Linked DNA regions of Homo sapiens: all the other regions are linked to region 1. The links are chromatin contacts, found by Hi-C or POLR2A ChIA-PET in ENCODE. All regions are on one chromosome and are shown on one strand. The core of a region is the stretch at or near the end of the contact, and the rest is flanking DNA. Distances in the headings are between cores, read along the strand shown. Region 1 holds the start of TUFM (Tu translation elongation factor, mitochondrial). Region 2 overlaps LOC124903679 (a long non-coding RNA gene). Region 3 holds the start of ZNF768 (zinc finger protein 768).

Region 1 (4,525 bases), core at 2,015-4,514:
TTAAGTTGATCTGTTTTTTTAAAAACTTGATTATTATGCCAGTTTTTTTTCAAGCTAATACACATTAAAATAAATATAGCACCACAAAAATATAAACCATTAATTCAAATACCACCCCCAAAAACTCATAACTTGCTAGTGGCCAATAGTGTCTTAGGATAAATTCCTAGGAGTACAGTGACTTAGGTACAGAGTAGAAACAGAAAACCCTTTTAGGCTGGGCACAGTGGCTCATGCCTGTAATCCCAGCATTTTGAGAGGCCAAGGTGGGCAGACGGCTTGGGCCCCGGTATTGGGAGACCAGCCTGGCCAACATGGCGAAACCCCATCTCTACAAAAAATACAAAAATTAGCCAGGTGTGGTGGTGTATGCTTGTAATCCCAGCTATTTGGGAGGCTGAGGTAGATTGAGCTTGGGAGGCTGAAGCTGCAGTGAGCTGTGACTGCCCTACTATGCTCCAGCCTAGGAGACCCAGCAAGGCTCTGTCAAAAAAACAAAAACAAAATCTGTTTATACTACACATGATACCAGCCTTTCCTAAGCAGAACTGATTAACTGGAGGGCCAGGAAGAGAGAAGTCTTAGCAAGTTCCTCACTTTATCTGAGCAGTAAAATGAGAGTTAAATTATAGTACAGTCTGGCTGGGCATGGTGGCTCACACCTATAATCCCAGCATTTTGGGAGGCCAAGGTGGGTGGATCACTTGAGGTCAGGAGTTCAAGACCAGCCTGGCCAATATGGTGAAACCCCGTCTCTATTAAAAATACAAAAATTAGCTGGGCGTGGTGGCAGGCGCCTGTAATCCCAGCTACTCGGGAGGCTGAGGCAGGAGAATCGCTTGAACCTGGGAGATGGAGGTTGCAGTGAGCCGAGATCGTGTCACTGCACTCCAGCTGGGCAACAGAGTGTGACTCTGTCTCAAAAAAAAAAAAAAAAAAAAAAGGACAGTGCGGTGTGCACACTTTTTGGGGTTTAGTGGTGGTGGATTCCTTAATCACCCTGACCGTCAGTTTTCACACCTGCAAAATGGAGGAAATAATAGTTCCTACTACCCAGGGTAGCACTGGGAGCGCTGATTGTGAAACAATAGGAATGCCTGAACATCATAAAGCTCTAGTTCAGAGTTTCCTAAACTCCTCTGAGTTTTCATTTGAAAAAAAATTTTTTTTTTTGGAGACGGAGTCTCGCTGTGTCGCCCAGGGTGGAGTGCAGTGGCACCATCTCAGCTCACTGCAAGCTCCGCCTCCCGGGTGCAAACAATTATCCTGCCTCAGCCTCCTGAGTAGCTGGTACTACAGGTGCACACTGCCACGCCCAGCTAATTTTTTGTATTTTAGTAGAGACAGAGTTTCACCGTGTTGCCCAGGCTGTTCTCGAACTCCTGAACTCAAGCAATCCACCCGCCCGGCCTCCCAAAGTGCTAGGATTACAGGTGTGAGCCACCACGCCTGGCCAAAATATTTTTATAGAGATGGGGTCTTTCTTGGCTGAGCGTGGTAGCTCACGCCTGTAGTCCCAGCACTTTGGGAGGCCACAATGGGCGGATCACTTGAGGTCTGGAGTTCGAGAGCCGTCTGGCCAACGAGGTGAAACCCCATCTGTACTAAAAATACTAAAATTAGCCAGGCGTGGTGGCACATGCCTGTAGTCCCAGCTACTCAGGAGGCTGAGGTGGGAGAATTGCTTCAACCCAGGAGGTGGAGGTTGCAGTGAGCCGAGATCGCCCCATTGCACTCCAGCCTGGGCGACAGAGTGAGACTCTGTCTCCAAAAAAAAAAAAAAAAAAAAAAAAAAGATGGGGTCTTTCTCTGTCACTCACGGTGGGGTGCAGTGTCATGATCATACCTCACCACAGCCTTGAACTCCTGAGCTCAGGCGATCCTCCTGCCTCGGCCTCCTGAGTAGGAGGGGCTATAGCTGCATGCTACTGTGCCTGGCTAATTTTAAATTTTTTTTTGTAGAGATAGGGTCTCCTAATCTGCCCAGGCTGGTCTTGAACTCCTGGCTTCAAACCGTCCTCCCACCTCAGCCTCCCAAACTGCTGGGACTATAGGCTGGCACTATAGCCACCGTGCCCAGCCTCTTCTCAGTTTTAGAAGAGTGTTTGTTATATAGCTTCCCAGTCTGTGCATAGACCCCACGGAATCATAACCTCCAGGGGAGGAATTAGGGAATCTATTTGAAACAAACACTGTCCACTGAGTCTCAGGATCTGATGAGTTCCGAAACATTAGCCAGGGTTAAGCAGCCATAATTAACACTTTGGAGTGCCCTGTGGAAGCTGCCATGAGATGATGGATGTGAAAGTTAAGGGACATTGACTACCCTTGCACCCATTCATTCAACATTCACTGCATGCTCCACCCTGTTAGGTGCTGGGGACACCGACAGATTAAAGGAGACTCAGGCTCCCCTTAAAGGCTCCCCTAGCTGGCTCCTCATCCTTGGCTCCTCATCTGCAAAATTAGATGGGTGGGGCGATGCCCAACGGAACTGCTCCTTAGGCTGCTGAGGGACTACAGGGGTGGGCAGCGAAGCTGTCTGTCTTGTGGGCTCTGGCCCTGTGAGGTCTAGCAGTACAGGGTCCCCGCAAGCTGCCTGACCTCACAGGGCCCAACACTGACTCCTACCCAGTTCATCTCCTCTCAGGGCTAGATGTCAGGCTCTCCCTATGAAGTGGATACTACTATTCCCATTTTACAGATTAGAAAACAAAGTCTCAGCGAAGAGGGAGGTCACACTTCACCCCATCCCCGAAAGGCGTCCAGGACCTGGTCCCCTACCTCCAGCTGCGGCAGAGGCGGCCAGATATCTCGCAAGACCCGCGTAGCGAGTCGGACTCCGGGGGACTCGGGGTCTCTCTCTGCCGGGCCCAGGAGGAGGTTCCTGAGCAGTCGGAGCCGCAGCTGCCTCCCGGAGCCCGAGCCCCTCCCTCCGGGTCCGGCCTAGCCCGCCTGACTCCCACTCTGATCACCTCCACAGCCCGCCGACCTGAGAACTACTACGCCCATGAGCCTTCGCGGCGCCGGTGATTTAGGGGACGCTCCTCAGTGCCCCCTGCGACCGCCAGAGAGAACTACGTTGCCCCTCAGCCCGAGAGGCGCGAGTGGTGGAAAACCTCTCCATCATACTCCGCCCTCGAGACACCAGCCCCCTCCATGACGTCTTCAGCCGCGCGCCCGACGTCGGCTGAGACGGCCATAGACACTGGCGGCTAGAGGGGCCCGGACTTGCCCTCCCAGCTCTAACTTCCGCCGGAAGTGCCTTCCAGCCGCAGGCGCCCTTCTTCTTCTGTGCGCTCGGGCTCCTGGTCCCGGCTCCCCGGTTACCGGGGCGCGAGTATGACCACAATGGCGGCCGCCACCCTGCTGCGCGCGACGCCCCACTTCAGCGGTGAGTGGTCAGGGAGGGCGATGGCGGCCCAGGAACACTTTGGGGGAGTGGTAGGTGGCTGGGTTCGGTCTGACCCCTTCCCTGCCTGACTCCAAGCTTCGGTCCCGGCAGGTCTCGCCGCCGGCCGGACCTTCCTGCTGCAGGGTCTGTTGCGGCTGCTGAAAGCCCCGGCATTGCCTCTCTTGTGCCGCGGCCTGGCCGTGGAGGCCAAGAAGACTTACGTGCGCGACAAGCCACATGTGAATGTGGGTACCATCGGCCATGTGGACCACGGGAAGACCACGCTGACTGCAGCCATCACGAAGAGTGAGTGGGGTTGGGGCGTCCAGCAGCGCCCTATCTACTGATGGGACCTGGAGCCAGGGAGGCAAGGCCAGCAGAGTGTCTGCTGGAGGAGTTTACTGTGGCCCCAAGAGCCCGAATTTGTGCGACAGGTGGATTGGGAGATGCAAGAGACAAATTTCTCCTGAACAGGAAGAACTTTGTGATCCACCAATGGCTTGGGGATCACAAAGTCGTGGGGAATGCTCTGCAAGCAGAGGCTGTACCCTAAAGAAGTCACAGGGCAGACCCTTAAGGCCCTCTAACATTTCTTTCTGACCCACAGTTCTCTCTGCTGGAAGAGTTAGAGATTGGAGGAGGTTATGTATTTAGGTGGGAGGGTTCAGGGGCGTGGTCTAAGCTCTGCCTCTAGCACTGGAACTTTAGCTGAGAGGTGTGTTCTTTTCCTCCTTTAGTTCTAGCTGAGGGAGGTGGGGCTAAGTTCAAGAAGTACGAGGAGATTGACAATGCCCCGGAGGAGCGAGCTCGGGGTATCACCATCAATGCGGCTCATGTGGAGTATAGCACTGCCGCCCGCCACTACGCCCACACAGACTGCCCGGGTCATGCAGATTATGTTAAGGTGAGGGTTGCTGGGACACTGGAGACAGGGCCAGAAGCTGCCTCTTGTCAGGATAAATGTTAGGCTTGTGGGGAGGAGATTAAGATATTCAGTGTTTGGGTATGAGATGGCAGGTTTGTGGTCTTGGCCACGCAGAATGGGTGGTGAGGAGATGGTAGAGAAAGGTGGGCCTGAGTTTCTAACTGCTACACTTGGCTATATGGATGTGAACTGAAGAGCTCGTTGAA
Region 2 (4,525 bases), core at 805-3,304, 2.0 Mb before region 1:
TTAGATGGAGTCTTGCTCTGTCGCCCAGGCTGGAGTGCAGTGGCACAATCTCGGCTCACTGCAAGCTCCACCTCCCAGGTTCACGCCATTCTCCTGCCTCAGCCTCCCAAGTAGCTGAGACTACAGGAGTCCACCACCATGCCGGCTAATTTTTTTGTATTTTTAGTAGAGACAGGGTTTCACCGTGTTAGCCAGGATGGTCTCAATCTCCTGACCTTGTGATTCGCCCGCCTCGGCCTCCCAAAGTGCTGGGATTACAGGCGTGAGCCACCGTGCCCGGCTAATTTTTTTTTTTAATGGAGTTTCACTCTTGTTGCCCAGGCTGGAGTGCAATGGCACGATCTCAGCTCACCACAACCAATGACTCCTGGGTTCAAGCCATTCTCCTGCCTCAGCTTCCCGAGTAGCTGGGATTACAGGTGTGCACCACCACACCCAGCTAATTTTTGTATTTTAGTAAAGACGGGTTTTCTCCATGTTGGTCAGGCTCGTCTTGAACTCCCAACCTCAGGTGATCTGCCTGCCTCAGCCTCCCAAAGTGCTGGGATTACAGGCATGAGCCACCATGCCTGGCCTACTATATTATTACTTTTTAAAAACTGTGATAAAACCGGTCAAGCATGGTGTCTCATGCCGGTAATCCCAGCACTTTGGGAGGCTGAGGCAGGCAGATCACTTGAGCTCAGGAGTTTGAAACCAGCCTGGGCAATGTGGCAAAACCCCATCTCTAAAACACAAGCAAACAAACAAAAATTAGCCAAGCGTGGGCCAGGCGTGGTGGCTCATGCTTGTAATCCCAGCACTTTGAGAGGCCGAGGCAGGCGGATCACCTGAGGTGAGTTTGAGACCAGCCTGGCCAACATGGCGAAAACCTATCTCTACTAAAAACACAAAAATTAGGCCAGGTGTGGTGGCTCACACCTGTAATCCCAGCACTTTGGGAGGCCAAGGCGGGCGGATCACCTGAGGTCAAGAGTTCGAGACCAGACTGACCAACATGGAGAAACCCCGTCTCTACTAAAAATACAAAAATTAGCTGGTGTGATGGCACATGCCTGTAATCCCAGCTACTCGGGAGGCTGAGGCAGAAGAATCGCTTGAACCCAGGAGGCGGAGGTTGTGGTGAGTTGAAATCGCGCCACTGCACTCCAGCCTGGGCAACAAGAGCAAAATTCCATCTCAAAACAAAAAAAGAAGTGTAACTAACAACATCAGGTGGTGGGACTCGGACATTTTTGGACCCCCCATACCTTCACCCACACCTCGGAGAGCAGATGTTTTGAATTGGAAACATCGAATTTTCAGTCCACCTAGAGTAAGCCCTTTGTCGGCTCAGCTTCTTGAACGTATGCATTTCATGCTCACCACATCCAAACTGTAAGGCTCCATCCAACCAACCAACCAAAATCCCTGTCCTGGACGGGAGCGGTGGCTCCCGCCGGTAATCCCAGCACTTTGGGAGGCCGAGGCGGGCGGATCACTTTAGACCATCTTGGCCAGCATGATGAAACCCCATATCTACTACAAATGCAAAATTTAGCTGGGTGTGGCGGTGCACACCTGTACAGCTACTTGGGAGGCTGAGTTGGGAGAATCGCTTGAACCCGGGAGGCAGAGGCTTCAGTGAGCAGATCATACTACACTGCAGCGTGGGTGATTAAGTCAGACTCTGTGAAAAGAAAGAAAAAGAAAGGAAAGAAAGAAAGGGAAGGAGGGAAGGAGGGAGGGAAGGAAGGAAGGAAAAAACCTCCCTGTCCTTTTGGCCCTGAAGGGACCTTCGCTTTCCAAAGGGCTATGGCAAGAAGGGTGGGTCGCAGCCACGTCACCGGCGGGAGGGTCGGCAAGGACGGTTGCTAGGTCGCCGCACAGCTTCCGCCGCGGAGAGAACCAAAGGACTGGGAGGAGAAGTGAACGCCCGCCCCATCCACGGTGCGGCCTGGGATTGGCTCACCGTTGTAAAGCCATGCCCCCAACCCGGGCAGCGCCGCGGCCACCCGCCCGGTTCCGAAACGGACCAGCAGGGGGCGGCCTGCACGTCCTGGCCGTGGCTCCTGCCCGTGGAGGCGACCCCAGCGGCCCAGACAACTAAGACCCGTGTTGCGTAATCTCCCCGGCCCCGCCCAGGGAGAGGTGCCTCTGCCCCCGGGGACCCTGGCGAACGCACGTTCCCCTGTTGATCATTCAGGCTGCACTGTGGACCCGGAAGTCTGGGTCCAGATCCAGCGAATTCGGAGAATCCTCAGCGGCCCCTCGTCTAAGCCGCAGCAAAAAAAGGGATTGGACTCACTGGACCACCTCCAAGGAGCCTGTCCAGTCTGACAGGCCCTATTTCTCATGGAAGACCCTGGGCTTCTCTGGCCTGAAGTTGAGAGCTGGCCCTGGCTCTGGCATTCCCTCTCTGAGTGGCCTTGGGCAAGTTATAGCCTATTTCTGAGCTTGTTTCCTCATCCTATTGTTAAGTCCTATGAGGGTTAGATGTCCTCAAAGGTCCCTTCCAGTTCTTAGCCATGAAACAGACTTGATAACATGTGGAAATCTCTGACATGTTAAATCTCTGACACGTAAATCTCTGACATGTTATGCTATTTAGCCACCTTCACCTTCTTTTCTTTTTTTTTGAGACTGAGTCTCGCTCTGTCGCCCAGGGTGGATTGCAGTGGTGCGATCTCAGCTCACTGCAACCTCCACCTCATGGGTTCAAGCGATTCTCCTGCCTCAGCCTCCTGAGTAGCTGGAATTATAGGCATGCACCACCACATCCAGCTAATTTTTGTATTTTTAGTAGAGACGGTGTTTCACCGCGTTGGTCAGGCTGGTCTTGAACTCCTGACTTCAGGTATCCACCCACCTCGGCCTCCCAAAGTGCTGGGATTACAGGCATGAGCCACTGTGCCTGGCCCTCTTTTCTTTTTTTTTTAATACAGGGTCTCACTCTGTCGCCCAGGCTGGAGTGCAGTGGCACAATCCTAGTTGGCTGCAGCCTCCAACTCCTGGGCTCAAGCAATCCTCCCGCCTCAGCCTCCCAAGTAGCTGGAACCACAGGCACACACCACAATGCCCGGCTTTTTTTTTTGGAGAGACGGGGTCTCACTATGGTGCCCAGCCCCACCTTCACTTTCTGTACACAAAAATTCTAGAAAAGGAGGGGAAAGGCTGGGTTGGCACCTAAAAATAAAATAGGGACTGTCAACAGATCCCTGAAAGAGTGCCTGCCTGCACTAAGGGGATGATGCTGGAGAGGATAATGGAATGTCCATTGTACTCTAACCCCCTCATTTTGCAGATGAGGAAACTTTGACAGCAGCTAAGTCACATTAGGAGGAAAAACCCAGGTTTTCTGATTTCATAATCAGTTCCTTTACAAAGTGTTAGGAAATAGAAGGCATAAATATGTTAAAACAGAGAAAGAAAATTATCCACAGGAATAAAAGCAAACAATTTAATTTGTAGCACTTCCCACTTTGGTGTACTTAGGATTTCTATCCTGCCTACATTCGTGGTGACTTACAAAGCAAAAATAGAGCAATAAAAAATAAAACAGAAGTGAGTTATCTCTCTCTTCTGCTTTTTCATCTATCACCACTGCCCCATTGTCCCCTCCAGAAGAGCTTCTAACCCCTACCCTAATGTTCCAAACTGACCTTTGTAATCTTTTTTTTTTTTTTTTTTTTTGAGGCAGTCCCAGCTACTCAGGATGCTGAGGGGGTGAAAATTGCTTGAGCCCAGGAGTTTGAGACCAGCTTGGGCAACACAGCAAAACTCCATCCAGCACTTTGGGAGGCCGAGGCAGGTGGATCACTTGAGGCCAGGAGTTGGAAACCAGCCTGGTCAACATGGTGAAACCCCATCTTTACTAAAAATACAAAAAATTTGTCAGGCGCAGTGGCTCATGCCTATAATCCCAGCACTTTGGGAGGCTGAGGCGGGCAGATCACCTGAGGTCAAGAGTTTTGTACTAAAATACAAAAATTAGCTGAGTGTGGTGGCAGGTGCCTGTAATCCCAGCTACTAGGAAGACTGAGGCAGGAGAACTGCTTGAACCCAGGAGGTGGAGGTTGCAGTGGGCCGAGATTGCACCACTGCACTCTAGCCTGGGCAACAGACTGAGACTCTGTCTCAAAAAAAAAAAAAAAAAAAAATTAGCTGGGCGTGGTGGCATGCACCTGTAATTCCAGCTACTTGGGAGGCTGAGGCAGGAGAATCACTTGAACCCAGTAGGTGGAGGTTGCAGTGAGCCGAGATCGCACCATTGCACTGAAGCCCAGGTGACAGAGCGAGCCTCTGTCTTAAAAAAACAAAAACAAAACAAAAAAAAAACTAGATGAAGTGTATGATATGTGAATTACATCTCAATAAAGCTGTTACATCAAAAGAGGCACACCAAAAAGTAAAACAAAACCAACCAATATGTGCCTGTGTTTCTTCCCTAGGTTCTGTGTGGCTACATCCTTTCACTCTGGGGAGATCTGGGGTGCGGTTCTCGGCCATCTGCTCCTGCAGATGTCTTCCAAATCTCCAAGTGTGT
Region 3 (4,525 bases), core at 773-3,272, 1.7 Mb before region 1:
TGATTTTATTTGTAAGCCTTTATTATTATTATTTGAGACGGAGTCTTGCTCTGTCACCCAGACTAGAGTGCAGTGGCGAGATCTCGGCTTACTGCAACCTCCGCCTCCCGGGTTCAAGTGATTCTCCTGCCTCAGCCTCCCAAGTAGCTGGGATTACAGGTGCCCACCACCGTGCCTGGCTAATTTTTGTATTTTTTTAGTAGAGACGGGGTTTCACCATCTTGGCCAGGCTGGTCTTGAACTCCTGACCTCGTGATCCACCTGCCTTGGCCTCCCAAAAGTGCTGGGATTACAGACATGAGCCAGTGCGCCCCACCTGTAAGCCTTTATTTAGATAGTTTCTCTCCACTTTTTACCACTTGGCATTCTTCAAGTTCTTGTTCTCACCTCTTTTCAGGAAGGAGAGGCCATCCTTCCTCCCAAACATTCTCTTCCCTTCATTTGTCTGGGTAGGCGACAAGAAAACACGATCCATGGCTCCTGCTCACACAGGGGCATCGGGCTCGTTAACTGTCAAGAACGCTGCCAAACTTGTTTCAGCACGAAGCGTAGAAAAAAAAGACAAGAACTGGATGATATTAAGTTGTCTGTCCAGGCTCACTTCCTCAATTCAAAGCTGCGCCCGAGGCAGTGTTTCTCAGGTTCCCTTCCTCTGCAAGACTCCATTCGAGTCAGACAAGACTGGAGAGTTGTTAGATGCCTCGAAGGCCAGATGGTTCTCTCAGTCCAATTCTCCTTTGTATCACCCTCACCTGGAAGGAATCCTGCCTCCCTGTGAGGAAATCTAACAACAGGGACTAAGGCTGCCAGGGATTGAGTTAAACTCAGGCGCTGGGGAAGGTGGAGGGGAGAGGCAAGGGGTGTGAGGCTGACGAGGAGGAAGGGTGTCTGTCCTCAGATCTTCTGGCTTTCATAAAACATAATGGAGGCTAAGTGGGGGCGGGAAAAGTTTTGATGGCACAGGCCGGGCTGGAGGGGAGATGCCTGGCACCTCCCTCCCACTACCTCCTGAAGGCGCTTCTGGCCGACAGGGGAGGCGGACCCGACCACAGCACTCCCGGCCAATCAGGAAGGCGCCTGGCGTTCCCTGGCGACCATTAACGCCCAGCCGTCCGCGGGGTTGGAGGAGGCGGGGCGGCTAGAGCACGAGCCCCATCGGCCAACCGCCGGGCTTCCTGGGGCGGAGAAGCTGTGCCTCTGGGAGCCGGGGCGGGGCTGTCTCCTTGGCAACTATCCTAGCCCTCGAGGAGGGAGGAGGGAGGAGGAGGATCAGGGGAGCCGAGCTGGGTGGGGGCCGGAGGAACGGGAGCGGGCGCGCGCAGGTGCCGGGGAGCGGAGTTCCTGGAGGGGGTCCCAGGCTCAAGGACCTCGGCGAGGCCAAGGGGAGTCCGTCCCGGTTCCCGAGGCGCTGCCGGAGCTGACCCGGAGGCCCGGGAGGGGAGGGAGCGAGACACCGCCCCCGCTGGCGCCGGGAAGCGTCGCTCCTTCTCGCTGACCTTGGTCTCGCTTGTCGCCTCGCCCTTGGCCACACGCACCGACGACGCGGGGCCCGGGAGATGGACAGACGGGCCTCTGGAGGGACGGAGACCTAGAACATAGGCACACACACTGCCCCGGTAGCCCCGCGGGCTCCGGGGCGTCCGGTCCTCACCCACCCCGTGGCCGGGCCCCTCCAGCCCAGGGTTAATGCCAACGAGTTTCCACCTCCAGCGGCTCCTAGAGAGGCCGCGGCGCGAGCCGGCGGGGGGACCTGGCCGCGGACGGACACTTCCTGTGCGGGGGAGGGTGGGGGGGTGCTGGGCGGCCGTTGGACAGTGCAGCCCAGCCCGGGGCCGGGGTCCAGAAGGTGGGGGCTCGGGCGGGAGCGGGGGCCGGGGGCCGCCGGGGTAGTCGCGAAGCCCCTCATCCCCGAGGCCGCGACGCGCGGGGGCCAGTGAGGGCCACGGGGAGGCCGAGACCTTGGGAGGGGGCGGGGCCGCGGGCAGGGGAGGGGCCCGGCGCGCTGGAGAGGCGCGGGGTCAAGACGTCCGGCCTCGGGGGCCCGGGCTGGGCCGCCGAGTCCCCTGGGCGGCGCTGAGCGGGCGGGAGGCGGGGGCCCGCGGCTCGGGGCAACCGAGGCCGGGTCGCGGGATCGGCCGCCATCGCCGCCGCCGCTGCACTGGGAGCCCGCGGGGATGGAGCGGGAGGCGTTGCCGTGGGGCCTCGAGCCCCAGGATGTGCAGAGTTCTGACGAAATGAGGAGCCCCGAAGGGTACCTCAGAGGTGAGGAGGGAGCGCCCGTCCGAGGAGTGGACTTGCGCGCAGGAGAAGGGGCTGTGGCTCCAGGGAGGGAGCGAGGGCCCGGGGCTGGGACACCTGGGACTCGAAGGAGGGGCCGGCGGGGACTGGGGTGTCTTGGGTCAGCTGAGGGGGGCGTGGGAATTTCAGCACTTGTCTAGGGGCCAGCGACCCTGCATGTGAGGTGGGAGGTGTGTGGTTGCTAATGGACCAAATGACCTTCCAGGTCTCACACGATCTGGATTCTCTCATCCTGCAGGCAACATGAGTGAGAATGAGGAAGAGGAAATTTCTCAGCAAGAAGGCAGTGGGGACTATGAAGTCGAAGAGATACCATTTGGGCTTGAACCCCAGAGCCCTGGGTTTGAGCCACAAAGCCCAGAGTTTGAACCCCAAAGCCCCAGATTTGAGCCTGAAAGCCCGGGGTTTGAGTCCCGAAGCCCTGGGCTTGTGCCCCCAAGCCCTGAGTTTGCACCCAGAAGCCCTGAATCAGATTCTCAGAGCCCTGAGTTTGAATCCCAGAGCCCTAGGTATGAACCCCAAAGCCCTGGCTATGAACCTCGGAGCCCCGGGTATGAACCCCGGAGCCCTGGCTATGAATCTGAGAGCTCTAGATATGAATCCCAGAACACTGAGCTCAAAACCCAAAGCCCAGAATTTGAAGCTCAAAGTTCCAAATTCCAGGAAGGTGCGGAGATGCTTCTGAACCCCGAGGAAAAGAGTCCTTTGAATATCTCCGTAGGAGTTCACCCCCTGGACTCCTTCACTCAGGGGTTTGGGGAGCAGCCCACAGGGGACCTGCCCATAGGGCCACCTTTTGAGATGCCCACAGGGGCCCTGCTGTCTACACCGCAGTTTGAGATGCTTCAGAATCCCCTGGGTCTCACAGGAGCCCTTCGAGGTCCAGGTCGGCGGGGTGGCCGGGCCAGGGGTGGGCAGGGCCCTCGGCCTAACATCTGTGGCATCTGCGGGAAGAGCTTCGGGCGGGGCTCCACCCTGATCCAGCACCAGCGCATCCACACCGGTGAGAAGCCCTACAAATGTGAGGTCTGCAGCAAGGCCTTCTCCCAGAGCTCTGACCTCATCAAACACCAGCGCACCCACACTGGCGAGCGGCCCTACAAATGTCCCCGTTGCGGCAAGGCCTTCGCCGACAGCTCTTACCTGCTTCGCCACCAGCGCACTCACTCTGGCCAGAAGCCCTACAAGTGCCCACATTGTGGCAAGGCCTTCGGCGACAGCTCCTACCTCCTGCGACACCAGCGCACCCACAGCCACGAGCGGCCCTACAGCTGCACCGAGTGCGGCAAGTGCTATAGCCAGAACTCGTCCCTGCGCAGCCATCAGAGGGTGCACACCGGTCAGAGGCCCTTCAGCTGTGGCATCTGCGGCAAGAGCTTCTCCCAGCGGTCGGCCCTTATCCCCCATGCCCGCAGCCACGCCCGGGAGAAGCCCTTCAAGTGCCCTGAGTGCGGCAAGCGCTTTGGCCAGAGCTCGGTGCTGGCCATCCACGCCCGCACCCACCTGCCAGGCCGCACCTACAGCTGCCCCGACTGCGGCAAGACCTTCAATCGCTCCTCCACTCTCATCCAGCACCAGCGCTCCCACACGGGCGAGCGGCCCTACAGGTGCGCCGTGTGCGGCAAGGGCTTCTGCCGCTCCTCCACGCTTCTGCAGCATCACCGGGTCCACAGTGGCGAGCGGCCTTACAAGTGCGATGACTGCGGAAAGGCCTTCTCCCAGAGCTCCGACCTCATCCGCCACCAGCGGACCCACGCGGCGGGCCGGCGCTGACCTGGGGCCCCAGCAGGGGTGGGAGGTGTGGGCAGAAGATAAGGGGCCAGGGAGCTAGAGGAACCTTTAGGGAGGATAGTGGAGAAGCCGCAGGAGAATGGAGGAGCTGAGGATGCTGGAAGAAGAGAACCAGGGTGGAGGAAGTGACATGCCCTGGAGACTTGTGGGAAGTGGGTTGGAGGGAGGCCAGGCCGGCAGCGGGAGGCCCTGGGAGAAATGGAGAGAGGTCAGCGGAGGGCTGGCCTCAGCCGCGGCTCCTTGGTGGGTGCCTGGCTTGGCAACTGCTAGAGCAGGGAGGGGGGAGGGCAGGGGATTACCTAATTAGAGTGGGTTAGCTTAGATTGGTAGCTGCTGAAACTCTCGTTGAGTCAGGAGCGGGTAAAAGGTAGGTGGGGTGGGGAGTGGGGCCCCGGGGTGGGGCCTGGGCCTCTGCGTGCAAACCCCAGCCTCCCTC

The links. Hi-C counts contacts between places; a loop is a spot of excess contacts on that map. ChIA-PET counts read pairs that join two places held with the same protein, here RNA polymerase II (POLR2A). Pooled maps may share reads with other maps.
Region 2: a loop to region 1 is called in a pooled map, with 8 times the contacts of the local background. The contact joins the enhancer-like site here to the promoter of TUFM in region 1. A Hi-C loop is called at or near these places in 2 of 50 pooled maps. POLR2A ChIA-PET finds 5 or more read pairs at or near these places in 2 of 52 experiments (GM10248 and WTC11).
Region 3: a loop to region 1 is called in a pooled map, with 16 times the contacts of the local background. The contact joins the promoter of ZNF768 here to the promoter of TUFM in region 1. A Hi-C loop is called at or near these places in 3 of 37 single-sample maps with no recorded cell type and 5 of 50 pooled maps. POLR2A ChIA-PET finds 5 or more read pairs at or near these places in 1 of 52 experiments (activated T-cell).

What each region holds. Positions count from the first base shown.
Region 1 is chr16:28,845,087-28,849,611 of GRCh38, reverse strand. It overlaps TUFM (Tu translation elongation factor, mitochondrial), which reads left to right and starts at 3,264. Exons shown (of 10, transcript NM_003321.5): 1 at 3,264-3,394; 2 at 3,506-3,700; 3 at 4,132-4,298. The coding sequence starts at 3,343. It also overlaps a transcript of SH2B1 not described here. RefSeq lists an enhancer at 2,913-3,402.
Region 2 is chr16:30,811,945-30,816,469 of GRCh38, reverse strand. All of the region lies in intron 1 of LOC124903679 (a long non-coding RNA gene), which reads right to left. Among named protein-coding and RNA genes, the nearest start is that of ZNF629, 27 kb to the right of the region's middle. RefSeq lists a silencer at 1,846-2,175 and enhancers at 2,196-2,345, 2,216-2,770, 2,771-3,326. Within about 2 kb of position 2,054, at least 30 of the 41 ENCODE cell types and tissues checked have a DNase peak (open chromatin) inside an H3K27ac peak, as active enhancers do.
Region 3 is chr16:30,524,063-30,528,587 of GRCh38, reverse strand. It overlaps ZNF768 (zinc finger protein 768), which reads left to right and starts at 2,022. Exons shown (of 2, transcript NM_024671.4): 1 at 2,022-2,262; 2 at 2,537-4,525. The coding sequence starts at 2,175. The coding sequence ends at 4,071. RefSeq lists enhancers at 637-936, 2,517-2,576 and silencers at 1,007-1,836, 1,927-2,246, 2,267-2,316.